2 separate regions of the Homo sapiens genome follow, and region 2 is linked to region 1. A link is a loop called in an ENCODE intact Hi-C map of the cell type or tissue named here. Cell type or tissue: MCF 10A. All regions are shown on one strand.

Evidence for each region. Hi-C counts contacts between places; a loop is a spot of excess contacts. Peaks named below come from ENCODE experiments on the same cell type or tissue, not always from the same donor. Only the 100,000 strongest peaks of a DNase experiment are listed, where the experiment ranks them.
Region 2: a loop joins it to region 1, with 19 times the contacts of the local background. A loop is called at or near these places in 26 of 110 quality-filtered maps.

What each region holds. Positions count from the first base shown.
Region 1 is chr5:99,031,164-99,033,663 of GRCh38, reverse strand. No RefSeq gene overlaps it. Among named protein-coding and RNA genes, the nearest start is that of CHD1, 100 kb to the right of the region's middle. RefSeq lists an enhancer at 181-240. In MCF 10A, a CTCF peak has its summit at 988 (motif pointing right); a DNase peak (open chromatin) is centred at 1,003.
Region 2 is chr5:98,767,022-98,769,521 of GRCh38, reverse strand. It overlaps a transcript of RGMB not described here. Among named protein-coding and RNA genes, the nearest start is that of RGMB-AS1, 4.8 kb to the left of the region's middle. RefSeq lists enhancers at 873-1,613, 1,614-2,355. In MCF 10A, CTCF peaks have their summits at 106 (motif pointing left), 306 (motif pointing left), 1,019 and 1,220; a DNase peak (open chromatin) is centred at 1,221.

The DNA.
Region 1 (2,500 bases):
GTTTAGTATTTTCTTCTGTTCTGCATTATACCAGTATATTTCCAATGAATATCATTTTTTCCATAAGTTGTTCTCAATTTGTTTCTTTGGCTTATAATTAGAGACCCAAAACTGCCAAGGTAATTTTACTTTTGCTTTCATTTTCAATAAGACAAACCACTGTTCTGTTTATTTTCTGAAGTAAAACAGGAAAGAGGGCGATGATTGATATAATAAAGTCATTGAGTACACAGAAGAGGATGGAATCCAATCTACAGGTTGAGAAATGAGCCTCGAGTTAGATGGGCACCTTTTCCAACAGGAAGGAGAAGTAAAAATGCCAATAAATAAGCGAATAAGTAAGAGGGAGAGGAAGGTGCCGTTTTCACTTTCTGCCCTTGCCTTTTCACAATGAAAAGGACAGAATCATCATTTGCTGAGTGTAAGAAGAGTTGGTGGTTTTGACAGTAAGGGAAGTAAATGTTTGGAATACCCACTGTCAGTTGATCAGAAGCACCTTCACCATAACTGAGGACTCAGCCTTGGTCAGAAAGCAACAACATACAGTGACATCAATTGGTATGGCTGTGTGATTTTTCTCCAAGAACTCTCAGCTGCTCAGTTCCAGAGTCAGAGAAACAGGATGGCTGGATTAAGAGTTGAAAGTAATATTGAAAGCATAATTTAAGTAGTGGACACCAGTGTGTGGAGCTGAACAGGGAAAATGGGAAGACAGAAGGAGACTAATTGATTAGGAGAAAATGGAGGGCTCAAAGCATATGGGGTCATGAGGTCAAAGGGCAGGCATAGTTCATATAAGGACCAGAAAGTTACCAAAAACAAATGGTGAGGAAAAGCAGATGTCTTGTCTAAACATGAAGCCTGTATCTGAATCTCCCTATGGATGGAGGGTTCACGTTTATCTACCTTCAGACTGCTCTACTCGGCTATCAGTCAGTCTTTCTTAGGATTCCTAATTTGTTTTTCTGACTTTCGCCCACAAGCTGGATGACCACTTGGTGGAGCTCCTGCAAAGAGAATGTCAGCCCATTGGTTAACAAGATACCCTGAAAAACGAGATTCCATAAAATTATGCAGTTCACTGTAGCCTAGTCCAGTAAATGGTGGACTGATTGAGAAATACTTTTTTAAAAAAATGTTGTGAGCTACCCTTTCCCTATTGCTTCCAACAGAATGACAGCTGATTCTGGTACTTGGAGCAACCAAAATTTCGGAAGGTTCTTTGATCTTAATGCAGCAATGAGTGTTCCCTCTACTGCTAGCCTAAGCCTAATCTAGTCCTTCATCAGTTGTAGAAATATAATATCTTTAAGAAAGGATAGGAAAAAGAGTCCATAATTAAGACACTGTTCCTTTAGGCCTAGCCTATTAATAATACCTTTAATCTACTTTACCTCGCGGGTTTAAAAATAATTCTGCCTGTTGCTTAGTGCCACCCATACTGCTGATGATGAACAATGATCTGTTGCATAAATTGCCACCTACCTTTTATTCTGTAGCAGCCATTCATTACAACTCTAAGGCCAGTAATTACCAGTGATGAAAGTGGCATTATCTGCCGTGACTTTCTGTTTGGTTTTACTTTGAAAGTGCCTTAGCTGGTTACCTTACTTGGATAGTGTAGACCGTTCGAGTGCCATAGACAACTTATTCTCCTATCCCTGGCATAGTCCCCCAAACAGTGCCTTCATTACTGCAAGGAGAGAGTGTGGCTTAATTACACTATATTCATCTCTATGACAAGCCAGACAACTCAAACCATAAGGTTTCATTACATGGTTCTTATAGTTTCATCACGGTTTATGACCAAGAGCACATACTTTCTAATGCAGTGTGAGAAAATCAAGATGTAGTTAGATTAATTAATTTGCAGCAAAATACTATCTGGAACATCAGGAAGACTGGCAGGTGCTTCCAGTTCAACTCCATGTCATAGATCAAATTATAAAATTTCAATAAGCAGTTTCTCTTCTTTTAATTGACAGATATAATGGTTACTTTTAGCTGTCATAGAATTGAATAAAAATCTGAGATAATAAGATAATAGGATGTTGACATGTTTTTAGGTGGCAAAAATAAACCTTAATATTGTGTCATCAATTTCTTCTTCTCTGCACCTATAATTATGCAGGCTGTGTGGATTTCATTCTTTTCATACTGATAGTGTTATACTATATTTGGTCACATTCCCCCTAAGATGATGAGGCTAGATTATAGATCTGGAGCAAACTTTTGCCCTTGGATTGTTGACAGGCACTGCAACTTAATTAAGTTGACATTTCTAGCATAAATTCCCAGAGATAGAAGACACCTCAGAGAATCTTTTATCTAACCTTCTGCCCACTATAGGAAATCTCTCCACAGCACACCCAACAAGTTGCTTTTCCAGTCTTCCTTGATTTCATCAGCATCCCAAATTATTCACTGGGTGTTTACTCATGGTTCTGCTTTCTTCTAGGAAACATACATACACAGAGTCAAATTTTCTACTATCAGAGAG
Region 2 (2,500 bases), 260 kb after region 1:
CTCCCCCAGGTGGGGGGCAGCGCGACTCGGGGCGGGAGGGAGGCTCCGCCTCGGGGGCCGCTCTCCCAGTTCTCCGACTCCAGAATGAGCTCTGGGAGAGGAGCTGCGCCCTTCCAGCTAGCCCGATTTCTCCGCCATCTAGGGGAGAGGGCGGGGAGCCAAATCCCTCAGCCCCCCGCACCCCAGCAGCTTCCTCCAGGCAGCTTTCTCCCCAGTCAGCCTCAAATAGAGGTGAACAGAGACCCTCCTCTCCCCCCGGCAACCCCTATATCGCCACACTGCCCCCTGCCGGCGCTATCCGGCTCATTCCGGCACTGCGGACGGCTGGGGGCGTGGGGGCGTAGGGGCGCCGCAGACCCCCGCGTCCAGGTCCTGGATCAGTTCTCTCTTCGCCTTCCCCCCACCACACTCAATCTTGCACAAAGACGCCTTTCACGCCGCCAGCGCCACCCTCCGCGCCGCCCTCCGGGCCGGCGGCGCTGCCTTCGCCCACCCGCGGCACCAGCCGATTCCTGGTGGGCGATTGTGCCACTCGTCGCCAGGCAGGGCGGCAGCGGACGCGTGCGGGCTGTTCCCACTCCGCGCCCCGGCCAAGGCGCCAGATGCGCTGCCCCCCGCCACGTTCTCTAGCTGCCCGCCGGCAGCCGCAGAATGCACACCTTTCTCTCCGTAAATGATCCTTAAGGGTCTTCCAAGTGTTTCTAAAATGGGTACAGTGGCGGGAATGGTCCGCTGGACTTTCGCCGAAATAAGGAATCCAGCGATCTTACCTGACCACCTAAGGTGCCAGTGTGCCTTTACAGCTTAAGAAAGCCAAAGATAAAGATTTGGAAATAAAGAGGGGAGAGAGGGTTTAAAGAGACACCTAAGGCCCAGAGCAAGTGTGTTACAAAGAATGAGCCCACGAAATGTTCGAGGGAGGACGGTCGCTTCGATCAGCGTGGAAGGCGTGGAGGGCAAGAAGAAAGGGATTAACTTTCTACCTTACATTGATCTTCCAAAGTAGAAAAACAAACAAACAAAAAACATCCCAGATACTCAGCGGCAGCTAATTGGCGCGTTCAACGCCTGGAACTAGCGGGCTACTTCTCTTAGTCAAGTCAAATGCTCAAGTATCCTGACTCAGGGAGGTCACTTCTTGCCTCCTTAGGCAAGAATCTACGACCCTCTCCAGCTTTTCTTTGCCTTCTCCTCCCCTAACCCCTCCTTACAGTTTCTCCGGCTAACGCTAGAGGCAGCATAGGGCAGTGTAAAGAGGACGAGTGGGAATCCACAGAGGAAGGTCTAGTCCTGACTTTCTGGGTCTGGGCTTTAGGCAACTGATTTAACGTCTTTGGACCTTGGGGTCACTATCAAGAAAGGATGTGTAAGAGGCATTAATTAGTAAAATTTACATATCCTTCTCTTTCTTAAATTCGATGACAATGAACGCCCTTCCTCCAAACCTCTGCAGGTTCCTCCTTAGTATTTTTTTCACCTTGCTTTATCTTCTCCAAGTGCCAGTCAAATGGAAAAAAACATACTGAGATTGTTTCAAGGTAAATGTAAGACACATTGAAACATACCCTTTTGCATCTGAGAATTTAAAAAGAAGAAAAAAAAAACCCCAACTCAGCTCCTGGTTTACAAAAGCAAGGAATTTTAATGTCCCCACTTGTTTTGCTTTTGAAAAGCCACTCCAGCAGTCAGCAAAGCACAGCTTTGATTTAGAAACTAAAGGCTAGTCTCTTGTGTTTTTCTTTTCCCTTCCACCAACACAAAGACAAGCTGCAGCATAAAATAATGATGAACAAGAGTTCAAAGCAAGCCCAGTGAGCCAGCCCAGAGGATGTTTTTTAATGCAGCCCCAGTTCTTCGTCCCTCTCCTGCTAAGCTGAACGGTACATAAATAGCAGGCACAAGCTGCCAGAATTCCCTGTCTCCTCCACTCCTTTCCCATAAATATTGCTCAGTGGAACCTAGAGGCTAACTTGTCAATCATCACATAAATACATTCATCAGATCATACGTTTAATTTTTCTTTAGTTTCATAATATTTTTCATGATTTTCAATTCACCACCCACTTTGGAAACTTGAACATTAGTTCTCCCTCTGGGTAAGCTTGTCTGTTTTCTGAGAACTTTCTATGCAACTAAGGCAAAAAAGGGTAAAATCTCATAATGAAGCACTAACTTTTAAATTACAAATCTCTTGCTTCAATTTCAACAACAGAATTTTAGAATGGCTTGGCTTTCATACAATGCACACTGTTAAAAGTTATCTATTAAAGAGGATTCTTAAGTATCCCTTTGGGATACTTTTTTGGGAAAAAAAGTTTCCTTAAACAATAGTGGTGGCAAAATATTCTGAGCTTGTCTAATTCTGTTGCTTTCATTTTTTTTTAAGTTATATTTTAGGCTCAGTATGATGGCTCACACCTGTAATCCCAGTGCTTTGGGAGGCCAAGGCTGGAGGATCACTTGAGTCCAGGAGTTAGAGATGAACCTGGGGAACATAGCA